Regions from separate parts of the Mus musculus genome. Here region 1 is linked to region 2. A link is a loop called in an ENCODE intact Hi-C map of the cell type or tissue named here. Cell type or tissue: heart. All regions are shown on one strand.

Region 1 (8,000 bases), 110 kb after region 2:
GTGAGCTTTACCTTAAATCACAACTTGGTCTTTGCCTGACTTTAGAAACTCTATCATTTTCTTCCTGGCTGACTGACTGAAGGGAGCATGTTCTGTGTGGAAATAACATGGCTTGCACGTAAGCCATAGAATTAATTTTATCGTGCCCAAAATTTTATTGGCAATCTGACTTTCTTAGATATGGCCATGATGAAATGCAGTGTTTACCATATTTCTGCAACTATGTTGGGTGGGCTACGTCAAGGGTTTGTATTTTTTTCTTCTTATTATTTTTTTATATTTTAAAAAAAAAAAAACACTTTTTAAACAACAGCTACTGACGATTCCCATAGAATGTATATGTATAGCAATTGAGTTGATAGAGTAGGTTTGGCATAATAATAATAATAATAATAATAATAATAATAATAATAATAACAACAACAATGTAAAACAGAGTGAAATTGTGGAAGTGGCTTTAATCTCCCCATGCCTGAGTTTCTTCATGTAAAGTCATGGAGTTGACCTGTGTAATGTAATAGCCATAAACCAGCTGTGATCTTGGATTGTTGGCACATGGGTTCTATGGACAGTGCCCAGATTAGATAAATACCTGGTTCAGTATGGCACACCCTTATAGATATTGGAAACCAAAACTACCAGAGTCACAGAGAACAGTAACACAATCAAAACTGGAGCATCGGTAAAGGAACGAAATGAAGAACTATTACTTTGTACACACAAACAAACAAACACACACAGTGTTAACAAATAGAAAACATATTTACATTTAAAATAAATATTTACTTCAAGTTCTTAGTACATAATAATACATGTTTTAGGAGACCTAGCACAGTGTTTAGGAGAAGGACACATGGGGCATCTTTGAGGATAGAAATTGGACCTAATTTTGGAATAGAAGAAAGTCAAGATTTGCTTCTGCCCCAACTGTATGTTCCTCCATCTACATGACCTAAACATGGGATAAAGTCACCAATATCAAGCACCATTTTAATTGCATTTGGCTTGGTATCAAGCTTTTTTCTGTTGATGGCTGACTTAATTGATTTGCTGTCTTGCATCTGTGTATTCTTAACATGGATAGGGTCACTAACAGGGTGCATGGTCTGTTCTCGGTACTAATATTTTATTCAACTATTCCCTTGCGTAAGTAATCACTCATCAGCTGCCAGAACCTATAAGCACACGGATCACTATGTAGAGGCTGGACCAGATATGTTCAGGCTACTATCTCACAGACTTTGAATGTCTGAGATTGATAAGATGTATATTTCTGGATCCTCCTTGAGCGATATTGATTAGATGAGAATGGTGGGAGCCAAAAATTTCTATTGCTACCAGTATTTCCAGGTGACTGCTGCAAATGAAGAAGGTTCAGTTCTGAAAATTCTAACCTAACACATATTCCCATTGATGAAGTCCACAGACTTTCCTACACTTGTCGACTCTGGTCCTTTCCTAGGGGCCCTACCTTCTCCATCCATCATTTTTATGCCCAGTCTCTCGACAGCTCTGCCAACTGGCCTGTGCACATGTCCCTTCAACGGTCATGGACTGGCCCTAAACATCACCACAAAACAATTCTGTAATAGAGCTGTCTTTTCTGGGCTGGACATGACCAATGATGTCTTTAGTCAGAGCAGCTGTGATCACTCCCTGATGATCACTTCCATTCACATTCCTTATGGAAGGAGGAAAGAGGCCCCCAGTGTCCACAAGATCCTCTCAAAGCACCTCTCATCCTTGAATCATGTGATATACACACAAGTGACCTCTTTGGAGGTATGCATGCATGCCTATGTGGTGCCTAGGGGTCTCCTCAGGAGTGCGGTTTTATGTGAGCCATCCATGCCACCACTGGGGTTGGGGTGCAGCTTCCTGTGGGTCACAGATGCTGAATGTATGACTTCTCAATGGTGTATATGTTCTTACGTCACACATGCTCCTGTTTGCAACCCCATTAAAGTCACGTGTTCACTGCATGGAATATGGATACATCCTCTCTTTGGTAAGATAGAATCCTCTCTATCTAGGGGGACTAGTTCTCACACAGAAAAACACATGGAACAAAGAGTAGAGATTGGGTAGCAATTATATATGTTTATCAATTTATTACCCCGAAAGGCAAATTTTCCTGAGCACTTTAGACTTGAAACAGTCTTTTATGAAAAAAATAGAATCACTCCTATTTGATAACATTCTATATAGTCATGTTATATAGAAGACACGTCTAGTATTTTATTAGATCTACTAGACTACCATGGAATACATTATCTAAGTAGTTGAAAGAAATCTAGATTTGATCGGCTTAAGAACAAATATGCCTAAACACGCCATGGTATATATAGAAGATTTCTTTCTTAAAGTACTGAGCTGCTGAAGTCAAAGCATAGATGGACTAATTAGGGGAGTCAGAATGGTGCCCCACTCTGAGGTAAATAATGAATCACTTAATCAATCTACTCATAAACTTTTACCAAACCTCTTTGCAAGGGCTCACCCGAGCATTCACTAAATCGAACCACCCCATGGATAGGAAAGCACAGCTGGAAAATAAATTGAAAAAAAAATCTGAACTTTTGGGTATTTTGTTTGATTCATTTCTTTCCATAATTGTAAAATGCATGTGGGGGTGAAATTTATGATCCCCGTGCAGTAGAGAAGCATTGCCTTAGGGTAGGGGGTGATGGGACCAACTGCTGGCTCCTGAAATGTGGTTAGGATGTGTATTTAAAGAAGACCCTATCAAGCCTTTATTCTATAAAATACCTAGACAAATAAATCTGAGGCATCTGAGGGTAATGGCAGCTTGAGAGATAATGGATATTCAATCTGGGAGATGGGAGGGAGATAAAACCTTGGCGAGGGTATGTTAAAAAAAAAAAAAGAAGAAGAAAGAAAGAAAGAAACTCAGACGGCCTGTTAAACTGCAGGATACACTAGTCTCTATAAATTTTCAAAGAGTGTCCTGGGTTTCATCCAGGAGGCTGCTGCAGATGAGATATACACTGCTAAAACTCTCCCTCGGCTTTGAGAAATTTTAGGGCAGGTTCATGTAATGTATACCTCATGCCTGGGGTCAATCACCAGTAGTTCTTGGCAGAACACATTGCAATCTGTAATGCACTTAAAAGAAAGGAGCAAAAATCTCTAAGACATTTTACTGCAAATCTGAGATGGGTTCCCTACCTTGTCTCCTATTCAATATGGCCCAAAAGTTAAAAGAAAAATAGGGATAACCCATTAATAGTTTTGTTTTTGTATTCCTAGGAAGGTTCTGTTTTATCTAGCTCATTCTCGGTGAATACTCTTTCAACTCATAGGATACGGGAGTTTAATGTAGCATTTCGTATAAGCTTCAGGATGCTCAGTCATTTGTATTATTACCCTTTGAGCAAATACCTATATTTACAGGCAAAGTGGTTTTTCATTAATATCGTTTCTTTTCTTGGATTTCCTGGGTGGTATAGAGATAGGAGGAGGGTGTTTCCAGTCTGTAGGTAGGATAAGTGTAAAAACTTGTCCCTCTTGTGTTCTGGCCCTTTGCCTCAGCGTGACTTGTCCTCATGAGCTTCTGACTCTGCCTTTAGATAAATGCACAAGCTGCATGCCAGAGGATAGAAGGCAGATGAAGGTAATCCAACTGCTTCAGCAACATTTTTCTTTAGATAGGTCATCTGTGGGCAGATGATTTTCAAAGATAGAAGGAAATATCATCAATGTCAACCGATTTGGAGACTTGGAATCATCATACACATGGGCTTGCTCTGGACAAATGAGAAAGACTTCCCATGTGACATACAATGGTTAGCAGCATCTGAATGATAATAAATGCTCACTGTTACAGGGCACATATCTTTAGAAATTTTCGTAGACAACACATTGATATTGCTGACCATATTAATAAATAGGATATTAGATGGGGGATAGATAACAGGTACATCTTTTTCTCAAGGGCCAAAAATGTCTATGCTAGGTCTTCAAACTACCCATTATAGTAAGGGACAATCATTTGACTCTTAGTTTCTAACATGAGAAATATCCATTGCAAAGATGACACAGCATTAAGAAATTGCAAGTGATGTAGATGGACCTTATCCAGATGGATAGGACTTCTTCATGTTTACTGATATTTTTTAAAAGGACCTTCAGATGTATGCCATACATTCAAGCTATGCATCTCATTATGCTATATATTTCATTAGGCTATAGGCTTCATTAGACACTCAAATCAAGAATCTCATTACACAAACCAGACACACATCTCATTATGCCGTGCATGTCATTAAGATCCCAGCCAGGAACAGATGTAAAATAGACACATTTCAGCAAGGCTTTGATTCTAGCCCACATGGCACTCTCATCAACAACTGAGCAAGGATGGACCAACAATTGGGTGACTTTTGAATGACACTTGGCAAACAGGAACCAGCTCCAACAAGCACTGTGAAATAACTGAGAGGAAAAAAATAGCTTGGTGTCACATTCCACTTTCCTGTCCACTCTAAGAATCCATTCCTACTGTCAGTCAGAAGTCACCTATCAGTGGAAAGCTGGTGATGGGGTGCGAGAGGACACGTGTCTGTAACAATGCCATCATCTGTCATAGGAGACACAGACAACAAAGGGGACCATCAATGTCACCTTGGGGTCGCAGCAACTGTGGCTGTTCTGCGTTCCCAGTTGGCATCTCATTCGGTATCTTCATGGACAGGTTCCATGATGACATCCCTGGCTAAGTAGTATATCTGCGGTCAGAAATGATAAAATCCCAACTCACACTAATATAAGATTAGACCATTATAAAAAAAGCCCAGAGGTGTGAGTCATTCCAGCCTGACCAACCCTAGCCAAAGACAACACGATCTCTGTGGACATGTGTTCTCTCTGTCCCTAGGGTCTGATTCTCTGGGTGTCAGTTTTATCATTAGGTGCACGTTCTAGATGAGAAAAGTGCAAGTGGTTCCAACCATCTCCACAGCTCCCAGTTCTAATAAAATATAGTGAGTGTCTTCTAAAAGAGGCAACCAGGTCCTGGCAGATGATTCTAGCAAGAACCTTGGAAGAAGGAGTATAGGCCCTCAGTTACTATCACACGTTCCTATGCCTTCTCTGAAGGTTATCATGGATTGAAGTGGACAAGGACCTTAAGCCAGGAGAGTGACCGGTAGATGCAAACATATTTATTTACTGTCCCTGATTCATAGATTATAAGGCAATAAAAGTGCAATAAACCTACAGTCTAAGAACTTGGGAGTCTCTGTTCTTGCTCACCTAAAAAAAAAAAAAAAGTTTGTCACCAATGAATAAGAGATGTCTATATTGCAGGAGCTGGATAAATATCATGGCTATTTCTTGAGCTACTACCAAATGAGAATAATTCTTTTCTCTAGTAGTTTAAGCTAGTGTGAAAAAGCATGACTTTCATGAGCTATCAAGCACTCTGTTCAGAATAGCTTGAAGCATTTTCTGTAACTATTGGCTATTATATTTAGGAAGGATTAAACTTAAGAAAATGAACACACCAAAAAATCCAGATTAGTGATACAGCACTTGGCTAGCATTCAGCAGAGCTTGAATTTGGTTTCTAGTACTGCCATAAACAAAAGAGAAACAACAACAACAACAAAAAAAAAAACATTTGAAAAAACAAAAAACAAAACAAAACAAAAAAAAAAACAACAACTCTTCCTGTAAGCGGCCAGAGGTCACCTGCCAAGATGGTTCGCTACTCTCTTGACCCAGAAAACCCCACAAAATCATGCAAATCAAGAGGTTCAAACCTTTGTGTTCACTTTAAGAACACCAGAGAAACTGCCCAGGCCATCAAGGGTATGCATATCTGCAAAGCCACCAAGTATCTGAAGGAGGTCACTTTAAAGAAGCAATGTGTGCCATTCGGGCGGTATAATGGAGTCGGTAGGTGCGCCCAGGCCAAACAGTGGGGCTGGACACAGGGTCGGTGGCCAAAAGAGAGTGCTGAGTTTTTGCTGCACATGCTTAAAAATGCAGAGAGTAATGCTGACCTTAATGATTTAGATGTAGATTCTCTAGTCATTGAACACATCCAGGTGAACAAGGCACCTAAGATGCGCCGACGACCCTACAAGAGCTCATGGCTGGATTAACCCATACATGAGCTCCCTCTGCCACAGTGAGATGATCCTCACTGAGAAGGAACAAAGCCAGAAGAGGAGGTTGCACAGAAGAAAAAGATATCCCAGAAGAAACTGAAGAAACAAAAGCTCATGGCATGGGGGATAAATTCAGCATAAAATAAATGCAGATAAAGTTAAAGGTAAAAATAAATAAATAAATAAATAAATAAATAAATAAATAAAAGCTAGGGATAAAATATAATTAATCAATTCCAGACATGGGTGCAAACGACATGTTGAAGAGCTTCTTCGGAGTCAATTGTGTACAGGACTTTGAGGAGAGTCCTCAAGATTCCCCTTTGGTTTAAAAATAGGATAGGAAAGAAGATGTGGAATAGAGGAGATTGGAGAGGAGCCCTGAAGGTCAAAAATACTGAAGGCAAAATGCTTCAACTTCATGGACTGCCTGGGGCTGTCCCTAGGTAGCACTCTGCAATTCTGAATAAATAAAAAATTTTCTCATCTAGAATGAAAGTAGTTTTGTTATACAGGACTGTGAAGTAATGTCCAACCAAAACCAGTTATTACAGAATTTTTTTTTTCCAGTGGACTTTGCTGCCCGTATTACTCTGAGAAAAACAATATCAATATAGCTATGACCTACACGTCCTTGTGAAACTCTAGGCTGTGCAAACACTGAGCGTACACATTTCTTCCACATTCTTTCGAGATGAAGTGTTGCCTTCACGGCCTGCTCAAAGGAGACAAAGCAGGTTCCTTTTCCAGCAGAGGAATTTTCTCTCAGAATGGTATGGCTCCAAGATGTTGGAACAGCATATGACTCTGGGTCAACTTTAGGCTTCAGGTTGTAATGGACTCCCTGGGGTACCATGCTTCCCTGAAAGCAAAGGAATAAAGCAGCTTTCCTTTGTAACTGATTCTTAATCTACGAATACACAGGGATAGAAAAATTTGATACATTAGGGTTGCTGGAATTTGCAAACTTCTTACATAGTCAAGAGCCATTAATTCTTATTTATTATTAAAGGATGAATACAATAACTAATCAATCAAAAATGATTACAACTTTAATCTTTTAAAATGTAAATCTTTGTCTTTCTTCCTTACCCCCTTTTGTTTGATACGTTTGCCTTTGAAGATTTTGTTTTCAGTCTCCATTTAGAATGATTGACTGTTTCAATCCTTAGTTCTTTCTTGGCCCTTGGAAACATTACCATTCTTTGGTTCCAACACTAGTTTTGAACTAAGAGAGAAAAGGGACACGTGCCTGTAACAATTGTGTAACTTGTGATTCAGAATCAGAAGCAAGCTATCTTTCACTCTTTTACTTAATCAGTATAATTTTGCAAACTCAGATTGGATTGGAAGTACAGGGTTTAAAGAAAAACCGTCAATTTGTTTGCTCAGCGATTGTGACAGGATGCTCTAGACCTGCACAGGTTTAAACCAGATAAAATTCCAGCACTGAAGCAGGAGAAGTAGACACAAAGTCCCACCCCTAACCAAGAAGCTACTGCAATTGATCCCTACTGGGAAAGAGAAAACAGTGTTCTCCAATGGAGTATCAAAGGGTATAACAAACATACGCTAGGGCAGGCCCAATGACCAGGAGTAATTGACTAACACAAAGCAGACTCCATGGAGTATGTGTGTGTCTGTCTCTCTCTCTCTCTCTCTCTCTCTCTCTCTCTCTCTGTGTGTGTGTGTGTGTGTGTGTGTGTGTGTGTGTGTGTGTGTGTGTGTGTATTAGGGATAGAGAAAGAAATAATTTTGTTTTGTCTTGGTCATTTTCTGTCTACTTTTATGAGAGAGAGAGAGACAGAGAGAGACAGAGAACATGATGAAGTTGGGTAGGTAGAGAGATGAGGAAGAACTGGAAGA
Region 2 (8,000 bases):
GCTTAAGCTGAAGACGCTAGAGCTTAGTCCTCCTGTAGACTTGTGTTATTTGGTTTCTCTTCTTCCCTCCTAGTGCCTCTCTTCCCTTTCCACGCTCGAATAATCACCATTCCTTTACCGTATCAAATGTTTCAACTTCCATAGCAAAGTGAGATCTTTTAGAGTTTATATTCTCCCACCCCATCTATTTGCTGCAGAATTTCATTATTGTCAAAGTATAATGGTGTCTTACTTCATATGTATACTGCATTTTCTCTATTCTTCATCTCCTGGTGGCTGAAGGATACTGTGTATGTTGGCTCCAGAGTACAGGACAGTTCTCCTATGGTCTAGCTCTCCATTACCTCAAGACTCAGCTTGCAGTTTACCTTAGAGAGATTATCCCCATCTGCCTAAGACTACTATCTCCTGTGTGAAGAATACTTATTTTTAGTAAACACCATTTATACTTACCTTGTAATATTTTATTCATTTCACCACTTCCAGCTTTTTATATGTTTGATATCTTACTCTTGTGGGTTATAAGCTTTCTAGTTACACTTCCTAGGACAGAAAACAGTGACCAGAATCTATGTTTTTGTTTGACCTTCACTAGCCTGGATAGAGAGATATCTAAGGAGAGCTAGTAGCTCATTTACTCAGGCAGTTATGCAGCTAGAGAGTAAGCCACTACCCTTGTGTTTAATAGACAGGTTAAGACTAGCAGGAAGCAAACAAGTATATAGTGACAATTTTTAAAAATCATATTATTTAGATCTTGGTTGTCCCCTTAGGACTTGTGTGCTGAAAGCTTAGTCTCTTGGCCTGTAGCAGAAATTGGAAAGGATGGGACTTTAAGAGGTGGAGCCTAGTTGAAGGCAGTTAGGCCCTTGGCTATGTGTTCCTGAAGAGGATATTGAGACCCCAGACATCAGCCAACTGCTCTGTCATGAGGTGAACATATTCTCTTTGTGCTGTACTATTCTCCCACAGGCCCAGTACAACACAAGTTACATGGACTGTGTCTCAGCTACTCTTCTATTTTCTATGTTCTAGCAGAACTTCATGACCAAGGTAACTTACAAAAGAAAGCATTTAATTTGGAAGCTTGCAGTTTCAGAGGGTTAGAGTCCCTGACCACTATGGCAGGGCATGACAGCAGGCAAGAAGGCATGATACTGGAACAGTAGTGGACCACTTTTTAAATCAGACCCACAAGGATGAGACAGACACAGAGACAGAGAGACAGAGACCAAAAGGCAGAGACAGAGATGACATGGGCTTTTGAAATCTCAAAGCCCACTCCCGTAGACAAACTTCCTTCAATAAGGTCATTCCTTCTTTTTTTTTTTTTTTTTTTGGTTTTTTGAGTCAGGGTTTCTCTGTGTAGCCCTGGCTATCCTGGAACTCACTTTGTAGACCAGGCTGGCCTCCAATTCAGAAATCCGCCTGCCTCTGCCTCCCAAGTGCTGGGATTAAAGGCGTGTGCCACCAGGCACGACTAAGGTCACTCCTTCTAATCTTTCCTAAGCATCCATTAACCAAGCATTCAAATACATGAGCTTTGGGGGGCTATTCTCATCCTAACTATCACAGACTGAGACCATTAAAACCAAGACCCCAAATAACCTTTCCTCTTTATAACTTTGGTGCTTTGCCACAATAACACTCAGATCACCAACCCTAAAGAGAAAAAACATGATTCAATTCTGAATGGGGACTATCTACACTGGAAGTTAGATGAGCCCTTTCCAGAGAAACAGAATCTCAAGTGGTTGGATTTGGGAGTGTGTTTGGCTTTCCGCAGTGGTCTTGGGTCAGAAGTAGAAACAAAAGCAAATGAATCTGCAGTTACTGACCAAGAGCTGGTGGGCTGCTGGGCTCCGGGCTGATGGCCACAGAGGCTGTACCTAAGATGCCCATTGTCAGAAGCAATTCAGCCTCTGTGTGCACAGTAAGGGTCTCTTTGGACTTCTTTTTCTCTCTGTAGCTAAACCAAAATTTACTCTATCAAAAACTGCAGATGAGCAGGTGGGATGTATAAACTATCTTTGCAGATATTGCTGAGAATATGTCAAGGCCTTCTCAATTTGAAGGAAAGTGGCATTTATTAGAATTATTGAAGACTTAAACAAATCACTAGACAAGCAATAATGAAAACCAGAGAGGTGAACATTACTGGGATTGTAGGGAGTTCTTTGGTTATTCTATTCAAAGGTCATGATAGAAATAATTCTGTGTTGTGGGTTTTTTTTTTTTTTAAGTAATACTGAATAGAAGTTTCTAGCAATACTAAACCTTTATAGGAGAAATAGGAATGGTGCTCTTGATGCCTTGACATTCAATGTACATTCTTGTCCCTGCAGTCCTTGTGTCTTGGACCCTCTGTCCCTTGCTAACCAAGTTCTAGGTTCTGCCTTTTGATTCATACATGAAGAGTCTTTTACCATGCAGTCAGCAGCAGCAACAGGGGCACCGCTCTTTCTCTGTCCTCTGGGTTCCTGTGTCTTTTATCTGTGTCACTCAAACCGTAAGGACACTTTGTGGTGCACTATTTCTCATGTCAGTTTTCTTTCTTACCAAGTAGATTGGAAGCTTCCCTCACTTTTCTGTATCCATGCCAGCAACCATTAGCATGTTCTTTCTCCATTAATGATGATAGGGGGAGAAAGAACAAGAAAGAAGAGAACAGGAAGGGAGTGTGCCATGGGATATTTAACTACATGAGCTCAGGCTTCAGTTCTATGGTTTAGATCTATATTTAACAATATTGTGTGTACACTTGGTTGGATTTTAAAATGTATCATTAAACTCTGTCTTCTTTCTTCATGAAATGAAAAAAATATATATAATATCCCCCTTAAAGCCTAGTGCAAGCCAAATATACATGATCTGATAAGTGATGATCAATGTTACTTCTTATGTTATTTCAAATATTAAAGCCTGTTAAAATTAAATGGAAATAATCCATTTGTAAAATATGTGTACACATACATATAGATTTCCAAATTTTAGGCTCTCATGAAAATGGGCTGGTTTTTTTTTTTTAATGTTCAAATTAATATGAAGACTAACTCACTTGGAAATGTGTTTCTCCAATGGTTATTTTCTTTTGTGTGAGAGCCAAACCAGAAGAAACATTAATCTAGCAATGTAACATATAAGTATATGTTTATCTATTTAAGTAGATACATATGCCAGTATATTCTAGAAAATTCATTCAAAGTAGCCCGTTCTTTTATACATTTCTCACCAACTGGCCAAATGATCCTGGAGTCACATGATGTGGTAAAGAGGCTTGAACCTGAAATCAGAACTCATGACTTGCTACCCACCCTTTGCTACCCATGTGACCCCTGTAAAATGTCTATCTTCATTAAATCTTTTAACTCACTTGTAAAATGGAAACAATATCTTTCAACTCAGGGTTAGTGAATCATAAATATGATTTGGGGCAATGATTAGCATGCTTATATGAGAATAAGAGTAGCACCAAGAATTAGCTTGAACATAAAAAACATATACAAGTATAATTCCATGAAAACACTGGGATGTTGCACAGGTTAACCACATTTGAGAGTTAAGGTCCTTGGGAAATAGCTCCATCCTCATGAGGAACTCAACTTCTCTGTCTTCCTTTCCTCCTGGGACTTGTGTTTGTTTTTGTCTGATTGAGAGTTTGCAAAGCCAGGGAGAAAGTGTCTGCCAGAGGGCAGGGAAGGCAGCAGTCTTGGCACCACCAGGAGACTATGCAGACAAGAGCTGGGGTTCAGGCCAACGAGGAATCAAGGACTTAAGAGACCAAGGTCGTTTAAAATAAAGAGGCACAGAGAAGGAAGCCTGGCATTCTCTGGTAATGCACCTTAGGCATGGGCCAATTCTTCATTGAGCAATGTCAGAGGTTAAGAAGCTCAGTAAACTGCAGCTGAACAGAGAAGTGAGATCTGGCAATCTCACAACACTGAGTAAACAGAAATCGGAATTCAGGGCTGCCAAGGAGAAAGAGGTCATTTGTAAACACTCCAGCCTTTTTAGTTTGTCTGGGTCCTTGGCAAAGCTGCACTCTAGGAATCAGAGAGAAAATAGAAGGAGAGCAAGATTTAAAGGGGCAGCAAACTCTCTGAAGGTGGACTGTGTGCCAGCACCGGGGATGAATCTCACCTGCATGGAGGAAGTCATCCACACTCTATTAATGACTCGAAGGAAAATGATGAGTACAAAGTTTAACAGTTTGAAGACTGGTGCTCAATAATCAAATGAAATCATTGAGTTCTGCAAAGGGGGGGTGGGCAGAGACAATAAAAAAAGACAAAGATCTAAAGACAAAGATCTTTTAGTTAGCAGATAAAGATTTTTACTGGCATCAATAGGAGATTATATTTTCTGTTTTCATGCAAGTGTATGTACACATGCTCACATATGTGTAAACGGGTATGTATGTACATGAGTACACACGTATACAGAGGCTTAGGCTGATATAGGAGGTCTTCCTTCATGGCTCTTCAACCTTATTCTTTGAGGCAGTGTCTTTCAAGTAAATCCCGAGTTTGCCTATATAGAAAGCCTTGATAACCTACTTTCCTAGGAGATTCCAATTGTCTCCCTTCCAAGGCTGAAATTACAGGCAGCTGACCATACCTAACTCAGCACTTACATGAGTTTGGGGAATTCAATCTTTGGTCTTATTATTTATACTCTACCTCCTGAACCATCTCTTTAACCCCGAGAGCATCCTATTTAGACTGAGTTCTTACTTTTCTGGGGAGAAAAACCATGTAGACTGTACACTTTTTTCCAATTGTGTATAGTTGGCACAATCTTTGCAAAATGATATCTCTATGTGTTTCTGGTCCTTCTCTGTTCTTTGAACAGACTCTTGGAATTGAGGCCAGTGCTGTTCAGAAGGATCCAAGTCCTTGAAGGGTCCTGCCCTCTAACGGAAGTCCACACAACAGCCTGGAACTGAGGCAATTCTGGTCTACATGTTTTCATCGGCTTCCCTGCTGCTTATTCGAGAGAGCCTCAGAGCCTGTAAAATGTGTTGATAGATATATCGGTTTGTGCTGGAGTCTTTACGTCTTCACTTTTGTTTTTCTGGTGTTACAGAACTGTGAAGTCTCTCATTTGCCTCTTCCCTGCCTTTTTCCCCAAGCAGATCCTGGATTCTTGGCCTGATGCCCACACCAAGAATCCTCCTGGGGGGGGGGGGGGAAATACTTTGCTACAAATGGAAAGCCTACATTTATTCCCTTCTCTCTTCTCTTAGGCATCTTGGCTGCTCCCGTTTGTGCTGTTTGAGCAACTTTCTCTCAGCTTTAGGGAGATGTTTTCTTTTAGACAAGTTTGGAGTTGAATTTGTGAAGAGGTTTTTATCTGCCTCAACTTTCTCTTGCCTGCCAGATTAAACCAGGAATGTCTCCTGCTAATGAGGATGTGAGCAGTGGTCTAACACTGTCACTGAGTATCAATTGCCACAGCAGTTTTGGAAAAGCGACATAATGTTTATATCTCAATGGTAGCTTGTCTTTTTCTTCACTGTGACAAAATACGTGAGAAAAAATAGTTTAAGGCAGAACAAGTTTATTGTGGCTTACAGTTTGAAGGAGTACAGTCTACCCTTGGCAGTGGGTGTCTCTGTAGTGAAGGGAATGTGGGGCAACTGCTTCCTCACATCTCAGAGGATCAAGATGGAGAAAGAGGTTTTCTCAAACCATAACTAAGAAATATAAACCTCAGGACCCATTCTTAGTGACCCTCTTCCTAGAATAGCCTTCTCCTATCAAAGGTTCTGCAAGTCTCAAAACAATACCATCAACTGCATGCATAACAACATTCATGCATAAGAGCTGTGGCAGAGTAGGAGGGACACTTCACCTTCAAACCATATCATTATGACTACAGCAATTCTCCAACACATTTGTGTATTTGAATGTACCACAGCCCCATTGGAAACAGCTCATCTCTGCCCCAAAAGAATGTTGTCAACTGTACTATGTTCTTTCGACTGAGAACAAACTATGATGACTAAATCTATGTGTTGGACTTAACTGTGCCATAAAGAGCCTCAAGAAAATCAAAGGCAGTGAAAAGAGACATCTGTCTGTGTTGAGACATTGGTCAGCCACTACATGAACATTTACTTCTTGCCCTCCTGTGCCTCCAGCTTCTGGTGTGTAGAAGTTGTCACACCCTGTAATTATAGCAGCCAATTTTTCAGGGTGAATATGGTTATAAGTGTCTGTGTGTATACACATTTGGGATTCTCTGGAAAGTCCTGGAGAGTACAACCAAAGCATAATTTTTTTTTAAATCCTTATAAATTAAATGACTTGATCTCTGAGAAAAACATTATTAAAAAGCAAACATCACATAGTTACTTCACTTTTAATATTCTATGTAATTTCAGTGAAGATTTATAAGCAGAAATATGATGAAAGAGAAAAATAAAGAATACATTGTTCTAGAAATACACTTAGCTAAACTTAGAAGTATCAAAGAACTGTTAACCCCTCCCCCAAACTATTTTTTTATTTCTGTAAACTATGAATGTTGCCAATATGTCCAATATTTCAGTTTTTTATTTTAGTCTCCATTAGTCAAATGCAAAAGTAAATTTTTCATTGTTTTTACCCTGATATTTGTCTCTCAATTTCATCCCTTTTCTTTAACAGTGTCAGCTTCTAATTTGAACTGCAGTGTCTTCAATTTGATGTGTCTGGAGTTTAATGGATATAGAGGGCTCATGACCTGGCTCATCTCAAGATTTAGACAATAACAAGACCCTTTGTAGTAACCAACTGCTCTTGATCTCATCCTGTGGTCAGACATCAGGATAATACAACTCTCCCTGCACAATATTCATTTTCCAGAGGGAATATTTGAGATAGACTTAAGAAGACAGAGACGTTTACAAAAGTTACACAATGTCACTGTTTGCTCAAAGAAGTGGATTAATACAAAGGACTATCAATACTTCAAAAAGTCTCATAAAATAAATTATATATGAGCCTGATTTTCTCCCAAATACAGATTCTTGAGTTTATAAATGTCAGCATGTTTGCTAAAAGCAGCTTGCCTGAAGTTTCATTGTTTACTAATGCAGGTAAGAGATCCAACAACTTTGCAGACAGACATTGGAACTTAGAAATATAATTTCTCAGTTGCCTTTTCATTAAAATAATGTCTTTATGCTGAATATTTTAGAGCTTTAAAATACCTGCGTATTTTAATATAAGTTCCAACTGACAACATTTACAATAATGGTACAAGGAATTTTATGCATATATTAGCCCTATTTAGCAATTGTTCACAGTAATTATATCTTTTTTTACTATCTTTGCCCTTCCTTTCTCTTGTCTGTATTGATATATAAACATCTTTATTTAGGAATAAATAGAAAATGCAATTTTCTCATACCCTTAATATCTTGATATTTTCTAAGAATAAGCAATTCTCACAAGTACAATTATCAAAAAGTAACGTTGATGCTGTACAGTTAGTTTTCTAACCCAGCATTCATATTGTACCCTCAGTTCTTCAATTTTTCTTCCAATACAAGATGGTCCAGAACACTTATTGTGCATTTTTCTCCAGTCACCTGGGCACAATGGCTGTTTGTCGTTCTTATTTGTTTGCTTCTTTGTTTGCCAAACACTGCTCCCCTCCTGGTCCCCCACCAAGTTCCCTCCACCATCCCCCATCCACTTCTCCTCTAAGAGGGTGAGGTCTACCCTAGATACCCGCATCCTGGATATCAACCCTGCCCCTGGTGTCTTAAGTCTCTACAGGATTAGGTACATCCTCTCCCACTGAAGCCAGACAAGCAGCCCTGTTGGGGACACAGATTCCACAGTCATTCTTCAGCTTTAGGGACAGCCCCCACCTCCAGTTGTTGCAGGACCCACATGACAACTGAACTGCATGTTTGCTACATACGTGCAGGTGGGTGTTGCTCATTCCAGCCCATGTATGCTCTTTAGTTGGTGGCTCAGTATATAAGAGCTCTCAGCGGTCCAGATTAA

The links. Hi-C counts contacts between places; a loop is a spot of excess contacts. Peaks named below come from ENCODE experiments on the same cell type or tissue, not always from the same donor. Only the 100,000 strongest peaks of a DNase experiment are listed, where the experiment ranks them.
Region 1: a loop joins it to region 2, with 2.2 times the contacts of the local background. A loop is called at or near these places in 3 of 42 quality-filtered maps.

The regions. Positions count from the first base shown.
Region 1 is chr1:77,044,610-77,052,609 of GRCm38, forward strand. It overlaps the pseudogene Gm2060. Among named protein-coding and RNA genes, the nearest start is that of Mir6352, 450 kb to the right of the region's middle. In heart, no CTCF peak of the experiment used is centred here; a DNase peak (open chromatin) is centred at 4,592; H3K27ac peaks cover 697 bases.
Region 2 is chr1:76,939,066-76,947,065 of GRCm38, forward strand. No RefSeq gene overlaps it. Among named protein-coding and RNA genes, the nearest start is that of Mir6343, 430 kb to the left of the region's middle. In heart, a CTCF peak has its summit at 3,801; a DNase peak (open chromatin) is centred at 3,766.